Regions from separate parts of the Homo sapiens genome. Here region 1 is linked to region 2. A link is a contact called in ENCODE Hi-C data. All regions are on one chromosome and are shown on one strand. Each heading gives the region's core, a stretch centred on a gene start or an enhancer-like site at or near the end of the contact. The rest is flanking DNA. Distances are from core to core; before and after follow the strand shown.

Region 1 (6,539 bases), core at 1,278-3,777, 820 kb after region 2:
ACTAACTAGCTTCAGACAAGCCATAAACGTTTTCGAATCTCAACATCCTCATCTGTAGATTCGGGATAAATGAGATAAGATGCTTACCAATGTATGCTGGGTTTATTAAGTGCTTGATTTTTTTTGCTCTTATTAATATCATCAGTGTATAGATGAGGAAACAGGTTTGGAGAAGCTACAAACTGTGTCCAATATCACATATTTAGCAAGTGGTAGAACTAGGATTTGAACTACTGTTTGTGTGACTCCAAAATTTATCTTCTGAACTACTATACTGGACCACTCTCTAATACAAATTATTATTTTATCCATTGGCATAATTACTACTCTGGGGAAACTGCTACTTTTAGAAGGAACAAGAGAGTCCACTGAGGGACTGTGCTTGCATTAGTTTTATACAAAACAATCATCTTGCGATGCCTTGAGAGTTGAGAATTCTAATATCCTTTAGGCTAATAAAGGATCTTACACGGCTTAAGAAAGGTCCAGTCACTTGCCTCTAGTTTCCTGCCTCCTAAAATGCTCTTTAAAGGTGTCCTTGGGGATTGTTTTCTAAAGGGCCCAGAATGGAGTCCGAGCACATTTCTGTGGATATTCTTAGCTTCCAGTTTGGTCTTGAGCACCCCTGTTTCAGCTTTTACTCACTATATGGAGAATTTCTACCATATCTGGCTGCAATTTCACACCTGTCAATTCAATGTGACAAAACAGGAGACCATGTCAGACCCTCACAACAGCATATGCCTTTAAGTTCCCAAGCAGTTTTTTTTTAATGTCAGATTTATAATTCTCCTGAATTTCTACTAGCATATCCTCTCCATCCCTCCCCCCAACATCTGCAGAACATCCATGACAAAACAAAACAAAACCCAATCCTGACGAATTGTGACTTTCCTCTACAAGATAAATACTTTTTTCCTCCTCCTTAACTGAGGGATGGGACAAGAGATAATTTGCCTGATTCATACTGGAAGCAGGAAAATTTCCTTTGGTGTCTCAGACTTAAACAGGTCTGTACATGTTTGGTTTTGTTTGGAGATCAGTATTTAATTTAGAAATGGCTTGAGAGCTGAGATTTCTAATATCTCTTAGGCTAATAAAGTAAGGATCTCATATGGCTTAAGAAAGGCCCAGTTACAGTATCTCTTTTCAATTCATCTGGTGCATGAAAAGCTACTGCATTTGCATTAAAAGCTGAAAAGTTTTCAGCTGCAAAAGCCTGCAAGGTAGAGGAGGACATAGGCTCCCTAAACCTTTACAATATTCAAGTGCAATTTGAGGAGGACAAAAAAGCAGCGAGATGAGTCTTTCCTTTTATGGGGGTAGGAAGGCTTCTAACTTGGCAGAGCAGATTCATTTTGAAAAAGAAGACTCCCTCGGTTTAAATCCCAATTTCTAAATCTCTCTTGGGAGATGAAGGCTTTCCCTGTGTGCCTTTCACAATCAAACTGTTGGTTATAGCCTCTCCCCTCCATGGCTTTGAAATCCTCTCCTATTCATATGGTCACAACGAGACAGCCCTGGAGCGAGGATGGCAATCGCTTCCTGGGCTCTGTGCTGGCTGGATTCCACTGGGCGGAAGGGCTTCCAGCATTAGGCAGGGCTGCCCTGGGATTCACAAATGCCCACCACTTGGCGGAACAAGAGCCCCACGCAATCTCCCTGTCCCCAGATAGCCTCTTGCTACATTAATTGCATCATTGATGCATTAAAAAAAATTAAGTGGCCTTTTTATTCTAAGGCAACCGTTTGAAGGAGAAACATTTAAGACTAGCCTTTGTGACTATAACTGATAACACTCCTTTTATTTTACTTAACAGTTGTGGTCTCTCTGAACAAGGAGAGGCACGTCTAGTGTGTTTGTACTCTCTTTTTCTAGTGCATTTGCTAGAAAAGAACTCCACAAGATTGCTTTGCCCCAAAAAAGTCTTAAAAGAACAAGGCTAACTCTAATGGAATCAATCCTCTATTTGATTGGTCCCCAAAACGTTGATAGCCTTTGTATAAAGGGATAGTTTGACTTTTTGGTTAAAAAAACCACAAAATACCTCACATGATCACTTCATTTCCACTAAGAGTTAATGAACAGCCACTGAATTAATTTGCCCTGTCCAGCTAACAGCTGCAGCCAGAGCCCTAAGCTCCTAATGCAAAGAGACAAATGAATTTGACTAGGGTGCACGCACCTGCACATCTTCCCAACCTGTACAGAGTGCATCCAGGTGCTCCCTGACAAATGACCCGGGGCCTACTAAGCCCGGGGACATCTTCTTTGGATTAGTCTGTAGTGACCTGGGAAATTCCCACCCCTGTGTGAAGATTTCACATTTGCTTTCCGCAGGCAGACAGGGGACAGTGCCTTGTATGTGTGATCCCTGACAGGCAGGACAAATGTAAAAATGGCTGTGAGAGCCAGGATGAGCGAGATCAAGAATGATAAGGAGTTCCAGCCCGCCTGTAAGGAGGCATAGGGGGAACTGACCTGGAAGATGAGCACTTTGAAATGGTTGCGTCGGAGGAGCTGGGCGTGGTTGTTCTCCAGCCGCTTCACCTGTGCGCACTGCCTATCCATGCGCTCTTTGACCGCGCGCGTGTGGGCGCTGACCTTGCGGGACTTCTCCAGCAGCTTGCTCACCGTGTTGCTGGTGGAGGCCTGGTACTTGGAGAGCTTGGTGAGGTCATTCTGGATGCCCTTCACGGAGCCCTCCAAACTGATCTGTCGCTGCTCCATCTTGTGCTGGTTCTCCTGCACAGCGTCTAGCATGTTCACCAGCTTGTCCAGGAGCGTGAGCACCGTGACTGCGTTCACCTGTGAGTTGTCCCGGATGGCCTCCTCTGTGTTCCCTAGGTTCAGGCTGGGGCTTGGTGTGGAGGAAGGCATCGGGCTGGGGCTCGAGGGCTTTTCCTGCCGCATGTCAGACCCAGGGTGCTGGAACTTTTCGGCCTGTGCAGCGTCCTCTCCCATGGCTAGGCAGGTGGGAACGTTCTTTCTCTCTGGGAGCTGCTTCTTGCTCGGGTGAGAAGTTGCGGTGGTGAGGGTGTAGGATGAGGCCCGCTGGTTGGAGCTCAGGGCACCAGTCTCCAGGACTGGCAGAGGTTCAGACAGGCAACAACTGGCTACGCTGATCAGGGGAACTGCATTCCAGCTGCTCTTAAAGGCCCTACTCCACCCAGTGGGAGGAGAAGTTTACAGAACTGAGAACCATTTAGGGTTCAGACGTATGCACACACTTCCTAACCGCGTTCTGGGCACAGGACACTTTGTTGCAGGTTTAGCTTTTCTTTCCTGTTCCCCTTCCCTTTCAATGTCATATTTCAATCATGACTTCATCTAGAGGCGGAGAAAAACATGCTAACTTGGCCCAGCTCCACAGCTTCCAATTGGCTAAAGCTGGTAAACTTTTCTCTGGCTGCTATGCTGCAGATGCAACAGGGTGCCTGTTTCTTTTTCCTGGATACAAGTTATTGTAACGGAAAGTATTGTTTGCATTTGCCCTAGAACTGACTGATGGGTTGCAGAACACCGGGTGTCCTACTGGGAGGCATAGAGTTTAAAGGGTACTGCAGCCAAGTTTGTATTATTAGTTTCTCATTTGCAAAGGAATGGGACTAACTCTGATAATGATAAGGAAAACAGCTCAGTTCTTATTACTCTTGCAGTTGCAGATACAAAATAAGTTAAAAGAGATTGAACTTCAGGGATATTTAAAAAAAGTAATACTGCTGTTATGACTGTTATGTAATATATGGAAACTTTTTGAATGACCACATTTAAAAAAATGATTGTTTTTTTCAAGAAGTGAGACTGAGGAAAAATAAAATGTGGTCTTTTTAAGAACCTACCGTGATGATTTGTTTTAACTAACTTTGAGTTGGTGAGGAGAGACTTTCTCAAATGCCCATCTCTGCAAGGCATTTATTGACACGTGCCCAGAAGTGTCTGTTGGCAGGCTGAGTTGGAGTTTCTCAAGTGGTTCTAATGTTTGACATTTTAAAATTCCTGCTCAGTGAAGTGGCACACCTGTTCTCAAATGTGGCCCTCCTCAGCTGAACCTTGGGATGTGGGGCTTATTTTCCTAAAATGGCTTTACATGCTTGAGTTGATTTTAAACGTATCCAGCCTTTGAAAGTGCTTTCAGCAGGAAGTTTGTAATAGGCCTTCTATGAACAATTTTGAGACGAACAAATGCCAGCTCATACCAGGTCAGGGATTGATAATGGAACAATGCCATTCGTCAATAGTAACACCTACATGTAAGCCAATCAATCAGCAGGCCATTGGTTATCACGTTGGTTGAATCTCTGCCTTCTGCTATATGCATGAAGCACTATCCAGAAGACATTGGCAAAGCATGACGGAGACCCTGCTCTCAATGAGTATAGCTGCCAGTTAGGAAGATGAACTAAAGATATTTACAGAGGCCTTCAATTTCTTCAGATAATTGGTGCCACCAAAACCCACTTAAAGCAAATGCTTTAAAAATAGAGACCAAAAAAGGTGAAAAGAAGGTTTGGTTGAGATGTTATCTTTTAAAAAAGTAAGAACATTATTAAAATTAATTTACCTTATATTTAATAAAATTTAGTTGGTCAAAAATGTGTTAAATATTAGAATAAAGGATGAATCAAGTGTTGATTTTAAGAAGCATAATTTTCTAACAAAATTATATGATATCATGACACGACGTCCTTTTACATTTGACTTTTGTGGGCAAATCATAGAGTGTCACTATTTCAAAAATATTTGAGGGCTTCATCAATTTTCCAAGAGCCTCTCTTAAATTTTGACATTCAAATCATTTCTTTTTGAAGCACTTATTGTGCCATCATCCATGTAGATTTGTTCTTCTTCAAATGTTAATGTTAACTATTCCAGCTGCAGATTCTCATTTGTCAGAGGAGTTGCCCATGATTCAAGGGCTTCTCTAACATTACCTTCATCAACTTCATGATTTCCTACATATTTTGCAAAATTTGCGATTTCACATTATAATCACTTCACCCTGATTTTGCATTGATTTGCGCTGATTTTGCATTGCATTGTTGGATATTGTATAATCAGCTAGATGAATAGAGACATTAAAGAGATGGGGTGTGAGGTGGTAAAAGGAAAGAGGCTAGTTGTTAAATAGAAAGAAAGGTTTGCGTGTGGGCTTATTTATTTTTAAAATATATATTTTGAATAACACAAGTAATATCAGTCATCTATTGCTGTGTAACATACCAGCATGAAACTCAGTGGCTTAAAATAACGTTTTATTTACTCATGATTCTGTGGTTGGCTAGTCAGGGCTCAACTAGAATGGATTATTTCTGCTAGGCATATGCATTCATCTGTAGTTTGAGCTGAGGAATCTGAGATGGACTCATTCACGTGTCTGCCTCCTCAGCTGGGGCAACTAGGATATTGGGATTTCTCTCTTTTCCATTTTTCAGCCTCTGGGGCCTCTCCATCTGATCTCTCTAGTAGGGAAGTCAAACTTTTTTTACATGGTACTTCAGGGTTCTAAGAGAGTAGAAGCAAAGCTGCAGGGTGTCTTAAGGCTGCAGGGTATCTCTGGAACTCTCCCCTTGTCACTTCTACATTCTGTGTTCCAAGTAGGTCACAGGCCAAGATCAGATTCAAGGGGTGGAAATAGACTCCACCTCTTTAAGAGAGAGAAGCAGTAATGTCCCATGACAAAAGGGTGAGCCGCTTGGGAGAGACTGTTGTAGTCACCTTTGAAAACAATCACCACGTGAATAGATTGTTCTTTTAAAAGGCTATCACAGATAAAGTGGAGCCCCTTTTGATCACCATTTCCATTTTATTCCCTTCCCTCTCTTGTCAGGTAATCATTTTAATGAATTTGGCATATATCCTTTAAAAATTATATTTAAAAGTGATCAGTTCATTAGTGAATAGTTTCATGCTGTGATGCAATTTGTTTTGTTGGACAACCTTACAATCAGGGGAGCTAGAAGGAGCTATGTAATGGGAACATACAAGATGGCCTGAAACTAAGTAATAGACTACCCTGAGCAGCCAGACTTACCATTTAGTTGTCCTAAATTAAGTCTTCTTTCTGTCTGAGAGAAATCAGTGAATTTCAGCGGTCAGTTCTTAAAAGAAATGCTTAAAATAATTAATTCTACCTACCACATATTATGAAGTTTCTTGGAAATTAGGTAGTGGAGTTTAGACTTGATACAGTGACAGGCTGGGGAGGTTTTTGAACACGTGAAGGTGATGTGTTTAAGAAGAATCTGTACAGCAATAAGATGTAGAGATGGGTCACTTGGCTGGTGGGAAATAAGTGCTAGGCACTGGGGATGCAAAGATGAATGGTGTGTATTTGTTACCCTTTAAAATCTCCCACCTTAGGAGGATAGGTAGGTAGACAAATCCTAGGGATAGAGGTACAGGTGTGGGCACAGAGAGGGAATGATTAGCTCTGCTGGAGTCTAGGACCATGAAGGCTTTAGTCATGACAGGGTATGGTTAGGACTCAGAATCCTCCAGCTGATCACCAGCTCCCCCGAACACCAGTTAACCTCAG
Region 2 (6,695 bases), core at 587-3,086:
TTTTAGGAAAATGGCCATATGCAAGCAAGCTGTGTTCTTTACATGAAGGAAAAATAACACATCGACCAGAATTATATTGACGATTATAATGTAGGGAACACAATCTTTTTTTGGAAGTTTTTATAATATTCTTGAACTTACAGAAATCTGCTATAAGGAAGTGATCAGATATAGATGAAAGATTTATGCAGAATGATGTTCATAGCAGCTTCATTAGTAACAGTGAAAAATCAGAAACTGAATTTTCCAACTGTCAGTTAAAGCACAATTCATATAGTAGAATATCAAAGTTAGGCTCTCAAAGACTATTTAATTTCACATTGGAAAATATCCACGTATAAAATTAAATGAAAATGAAGGAAAGAAAACATAGACAGTATTATCCTATTATTGTAATAATATATAGAAATGTAAATAAATGGAAACAGAGAGGGAGAAGGAAAAATACTCTAAAATGTTAATGTGTCTGGGTAGTAAGATATGTCTATGTAATTTATTTTCAGTGTTTACCATGAGCACTATCACATTCGCGGTCAAAAACCGCTCAGGAACGCTTTGGAGCCCTAGCTTTCCGAGCGCAGGTAGAGCAGCCCGGGCCCGCCCACGCCCCTGGCTTTGCGCGGTGCAGTTTGAACCGCTTCGGAAACAGCTGGCCCGGCGCGCGCGGCGGGAGGGACGCGAGTGCTCGGAAGAGCCGCCCCACGTGCTTTCGGGGAAACTGCCCGGGAGCGAGAAGGACTGGGATTGAGAGGAAACCGAAAAGCGAAAGTTAGAGCCTGCGGGAGCAGTACGCAGGCGCAGCACGCAGGCGCAGCGGGGCTTTCCCGCAGCCCGCTTCCTCCCAACGGTTTCTCCCTGGCGGCGGGCGCACTGCTCGCACGCTCGCCCTGGGGCTGCAGATCGGCTTGCGGGACGGGGTCCCAGAGAGGCCGGTCCACGCGGCCCGCACGCGCGAGTGTTAGCTCTGCACACGACGGAAGGCGGAGGCGCGGGTGGCTGCCGTTTCACCTTAGAGGGAGGGAGGGAAACGTGTCCTGATTTCTGCACCTAAGGTGCTGGAAACCTTACCCTTGCACTTCCACCGTTTCTTTCCTTGTCCTGAAAAGGTCTCTTTTACCCGCTTCACTTCGCTATCTACACAGTTTGCACTTGCACTGACTCAGATCTTGTCCTGTCTGGTAAGCTGTGACCCTCAGCCAGCCTGGGTAGCTGCCCTTGAACCAGAGGTTGGGGTCTGGCAGTTTCTATAGGCGTCCTCAGGCTCGGTCTGCAAGGGGCTTGCCTCTTTCTTCTGGGGTCTTCTCGCCCCCATGCCTTCTCAGTTGTGGTGATTATACCAGAAGGAACGTGGGAGAAGTATAATGGAGAATGCTTAGTCACTGGACAATGATTTCGAAAGTTCGGCTGGCTGAGGAAACAAGAGTTTTGTGTAATGTCTGTGACTTACTCAATGGTTCTAGGAGGCACGAGACTGAGTTTCTTTGGGCTCTGCTCGCCTACTCTTAAGGGGCTCTACCTTCTTAGGGTGAACTCGGCACCCACCTAGAACCTCCAGTGTGTGAAAGGGCCTACCTACCTCATTGGGCCCCAACCTCCAGCCTCTTGTGAGAGTGACGACCAGCCCCAAAATGGCTGCACACAAACAAGACCCTAAGGTACAGAGTCCTACTATGCAAATAGACGTTTATTTTCCCCTGTTAGAACAACACAGGACCAGCTATGTAATTTGCAGGGAGGGCCCGTTGCAAAATGAAAATGTGGGGTCCCTTACTCAAAATTAATGAAGAATTTCAAGAAGGCAACAGGAGAGCATGAAGCCAAGCGTGGAGCCCTTCTGAGTGCCTGCCCTGTGGAAGCCAGACCTAGGTGGGGAATTTGGGGGCATTTCTTGTATAGCAACCTTGTTCGATGTTCACTTAAATGAAGAAACAAATTTTATAACACCACTCACCTGTTTAAAAGCCTCTGCTGGCTTCAATTTGCAATAAGAATCCAGGGCCCGCCAATTTGGGCTCACCTACCCCTCTTACTCATCTTATCTCACCCCATACTTCACTAGGCTCCCCTCAATCCCCTTAGCCTCTTTCTGTTCCTCAGATACCCCAAGTTTTTACCTGCCTGAGCCCTATGCATACATACACTGGTCTTTTGGGATGCTGTTTTCCTGACTGTGTTCATGGACTGCCTCCTTCCCATTCTCTAGGTCTCAGTTCAGTCATCATCTCCTCAAAGACACCCTCATTGATTGCTTCTTCCAGTGACTGTATCACACTTGCAATCCTCATAACACTTGTTAAACCTATCCCTGTTTATTATTTGTCTGTTTTCATCTCTCCTCGCCAGCGTGTAAGTTCACAACAGGAGGGAGTTTGTTCTGTGTTAACAGCCTTTTCCATCCAGTATTCCATGAGACAATTCAGTCTAATCCCCCAGGGTATCTATGTGTGTAATGAATTCCCTGCTCTCCTGTATATCTAGAATGTCACTGTATGCCATCCCTGGGAGAACTGAGAAAATCGTCAAGCAAATCACTTTCTGTGTCTTGTGGTTCAGAAACCCTGGTTAAGCAAAGCAATGCCTGATACAGGCATTTTCAAATATTTCAAAAATATTTTTTGAATGAATAAATGAACGTCACTGACCAACACTGAGATCAGGAATCACAGGTTAATTCAGCCATTCAGATCTCAGCACTGGCTCTAAGACCTATCGAGCCACAATTGAGGGGGGAAGAGAATAATGAGCATGCATAGCGCAAAAAACTTCCCTAAAGGACTTTTAATGAGAGCTCTACTCCTTCACACCCCTTCCAACCTCTCCCCTCTCTCTGCCCTCTCTGGACGGCAGAGTTCTTTCCGTTTGCGGCAGTCTATCAGTCTGTGAGATGTCTAAGAAGATGACTGTCAAGCCTGACATAAGAGTGTTGTGGAGGACTTTTTTTTTTTTTGAGTCGGAGTCTTGCTCTGTCGCCCAGACTGTAGTGCAGTGGTGCCATCTCGGCTCACTGCAAGCTCTGCCTCCCGGGTTCATGCCATTCTTTGTGGAGGACTTTTACTAGGGGCAGAAGTAGTAATGCCCTTGAGTGTAATGGAGAGTTTAGGGGAAATTTCAGGAACACTTGGTTCATCTATGAGTAGGTAGATGTCTAGGATGTTAGGCATGCATGAGATAATACCTAGCATCAAAGGGAAGTTAGAGTGAGCTTATAAACTGTAATTCTAGACAATGTCTATTGGAAGTTCAGGGTGAGGTAGGGAGGAAGTCCTCTCTGTGTGATCAAAAGCAAGTGTGTTTTGGTTAATCAGGATGAAGCATAACATTGGGGGCTGTTTCATGATTTTAGAGTTTGGAGCTGTTAGGAAGAGAATTTCAGCTTAGTTTTGCAGGCAGCCCAAGGAGCAAAGGAAAGGAAGGAACTAATGACTGTTCTTGATGTGTCCAAACACCAAATCATTAATAAATATTTATTCAGGGCCAGATTGTACTAGATTCCAGGGATATAACTGTGAGCAGGGCTGTCTTGGTCCATGTACATACAGAGCTTGCTTAGAGTCTATTGAGGAAAATAGATGATATCATTTACACCAAAGGAGATAAGCACTGTGCCGGGGATGTAGAGGATGCTATGGAGGAAGCGTGGCATGACCTGAGCCATGCGCACACATGCGTGTGTGTGTGTGTGTGTATGTATGTGTGTGTGTTTGGCAGGAAGGCTTTCCAGAGCCTGAAGAATGCGTAAACATTATCCAGGTGCAGGGATATATGGGATGGGGTTGGAGAATTGAGAGGATGTGGCAGGGGAAACAGAGAGAACATGGGCCATCAAAGAAACTGAAAGTAGTTCAGTCAGTCTTGTGTGCAGATGTTTTGGTGGATAAGAAGCTGTTGGGGAGGAGTGAAGAGAGATGAGTTGAAGACTAAGAGGGGACTAAATAATACGTGACTTTGGAAAGATCTGTTGCGAATTGTGGTCTTTATCCAAAGCTGGGATTCTTAACTAGTTTTTGTGACATGGACCTCTTTGGCAGTCTGATGAAACCTGTAAGTTTTTCAGAAAATAATGTTTTTAGTTGAATAAGATAAGATGCATAAGATTCAAAAGAAAACCAATTACATTGAAATACTGATATCGGGCCAACTTTGTGATATATTAAAACCAACTTTGTGACATAGTAATATAAATGATTCTTTTTTTTTCTTTTTTTTGAGACAGAGTCTCACTCTGTCACCCAGGCTGGAGTGAAGTGGCATGAGCACGGTTGGCTGCAGCCAAGACCTCCTGGGCGATCCTCTCACCTCAGCCTCCAGAGTAGCTGGGACCATAGGTGCATACCACCACACCTGGCTAATTTAAAAAAAAATTCTATATATATATATATATATATATTCTGAGTAGAGATGGGGTCTCCTTGTGTTTCCTGGACTGGTCTCAAACCCTGAGGCTCAAGTGATCCTCCCACCTCAGCCTCCTAAAGTGTTGGAATTACAGGCATGAGCCACTGCACCTAGCCATGCACTTATTTACTAATGGCATTAAATAATAGGATTTAGCAGTGGGTCCAATTAATGCAATTTCAAAATTGTGCTTAGCATAAACAATATTTTGAGATGACTTTAATAATTATAATATGATATAAACGTGGTATGGGTTATGGTTTGCTGCCCATATAATTGAAGGAAATTAACTGTAGTTAGAAGTTAGTGGAAGTAAAACTGTAACTTTTGCCATCTAAATTCATGAGCCCTTTGAATTCTGTCCATACACCCCAGACAAGAACTGCTAATGCAGAGCATCATGAGCCATTCAAAAATTTTAAGTAGGGAGTGAAATTATCCAATTTAAGTAGAGCCCTCTGTCTACATATGAAGCTGCATGAAATTGTTTTTTATATTTACTGTAAGGAAAGAGAGAATGTCCTTCCCCATGTTTTTATGGCATCCTCTTTGTGAGTGCTCTTGTAGAAATCTTCTGTCTTATAGTGGTGGTTATACAACTATATGAGTTTGTCAGAATTCATAAGCTGACACACCCAAAAGGGTGAATTTTACTGTATGTAAATTATATGCCAATAAACCAGACTTTAAAAAGTGCATCAATAAAATCAATAAATGTTCCTGGTCAATTTGGAAAAAAAGATATCTTTACTCTGTGTCAGAAATTGGAGTATGTGTGCACAGAGGCCAAATGCTAAGCGTGGACTGTCTGTCTACAGCTAGAGCAGAATACTGGGATGGCTTGACTTTTAATTCTGTTTCTTTTACTGTGGAGAGTTGCATGGGCCTCCCAAACTGCATGAGGTAAAGAAAAATCCCTTGAATTTGCCAGAGGTATATTCATTCTTTATGATTCTTTGGTGGGGTGGGGTTCTTGCCACCTTAGATTTTGATGAAATTCATTGGCTAGTTGCCTTCTTTCAGCATTTATTACAGATGAAGGCATTGATAATCAGAACAATTAGTTAAAGTGATTCTTTAAAATAAATTTGAATAGTCATTAGCAAAATATGTATCTGTGATTGATCTGGGATGAGTGAAAGGAGAGGTGAAAATGTGATTAATATTTTGAAACTAAGAAAACCACGTGCCTTCCCTACTCATTGCTTCCTCTCTCACCATGTGATCTCTGCATATCCCAGCTTCCCTTCCCCTTCCTCCATAAGTGGAATCAGCCTAAGGCCTTCATCAGATGCAGGTACCAGTGCCATGCTTCTTGTAGAGCCTGCAGAACCATAAGCAAAATAAAGCTCTATTGTTTATAAATTACCTAGCTTTGGGTATTCCTTTAGAGTAACACAACACAGACTAAGACAGAAAATTGATACTGAGGACTGGGGGTTGCATTAAGGATACTTGCAAATGTGAAAGTGGCTTGAAACTGAATAACGGGCAGAGGTTTGGAAGAGTTTGGAGGACTCAGAAGAAGTTTGGAACTTCTTTTTTTCTTTTTTTTCAGATGGAGTCTCGCTCTGTTGCCAGGCTGGAGTGCAGTGGCACGATTTTGGCTCACTGCAACCTCTGCCTCCTGGATTCAAGTGATCCTCCTGCCTCAGACTCCCAAGACTGAGACTACAGCTGTGTGCCACCACACCTGGCTAATTTTGTATTTTTTAGTAGAGACAGGGTTTCACCATGTTGGCCAGGATAGTCTCGATCTCCTGACCTCGTGATGCACCCGTCTCGGCCTCCCAAAGTGCTGGGATTACAGGTGTGAGCCACCGTGCCTGGTTGGAACTTCTTAGAGATTGATTTAGTGGTTGTGACCAAAATGCTGATAGAAATATAGACAATAAAGGTCATGCTGAGGAAGTCTCAGATGGAAATGAAGAACTTATTGAAAACTGGAGCAAAGGTCACCCTTGTTAAACAGTAGCAAAGAACTTGGCTGCATTGTGTCTAGGCCCTATGGCTTTATAGAAGGCTGAACTTAAGAATGATGACCTAGGGTATCTGGCAGAAGAAATTGCTAAGCAACAAAGTACTCAAGAAGTGGTGTGGCTACTTTTAAAAGCCTATGCTAAATTATGGGAGCTAAGGAATGACTAGAAAGTGGAATTTATAATTAAAAGGGAAGCAAAGTGTAAAAATTTGGAAATTTCATAGCCTGGCCATGTGATAGAGAAGGAAAGAGCATTTGTAGGCAAGGAATCCAAGAGTTTGAGGAATCTGAGGGTGCTACAGAGCAACCATTGCTAAAG

The links. A loop is a pair of places that touch in the nucleus more often than their neighbours do. Pooled maps may share reads with other maps.
Region 1: a loop to region 2 is called in a pooled map of heart left ventricle, with 2.2 times the contacts of the local background. The contact joins the promoter of CAVIN2-AS1 here to the promoter of STAT4-AS1 in region 2. A Hi-C loop is called at or near these places in 1 of 168 maps with a recorded cell type or tissue (K562) and 1 of 50 pooled maps.

Annotation. Positions count from the first base shown.
Region 1 is chr2:191,843,961-191,850,499 of GRCh38, forward strand. CAVIN2-AS1 (CAVIN2 and TMEFF2 antisense RNA 1) reads left to right here and starts at 2,528. Exons shown (of 4, transcript NR_187184.1): 1 at 2,528-2,811. It overlaps CAVIN2 (caveolae associated protein 2), which reads right to left and starts at 3,128. Exons shown (of 2, transcript NM_004657.6): 1 at 2,483-3,128. The coding sequence starts at 2,965. RefSeq lists an enhancer at 2,833-3,341.
Region 2 is chr2:191,019,690-191,026,384 of GRCh38, forward strand. STAT4-AS1 (STAT4 antisense RNA 1) reads left to right here and starts at 1,837. Exons shown (of 3, transcript NR_136318.1): 1 at 1,837-1,866. LOC124900514 (a long non-coding RNA gene) reads left to right here and starts at 854. Exons shown (of 2, transcript XR_007087796.1): 1 at 854-1,655; 2 at 5,954-6,695. LOC107985785 (a long non-coding RNA gene) reads right to left here and starts at 5,968. Exons shown (of 2, transcript XR_001739163.1): 1 at 5,614-5,968; 2 at 3,451-4,039. RefSeq lists enhancers at 517-966, 1,110-1,727.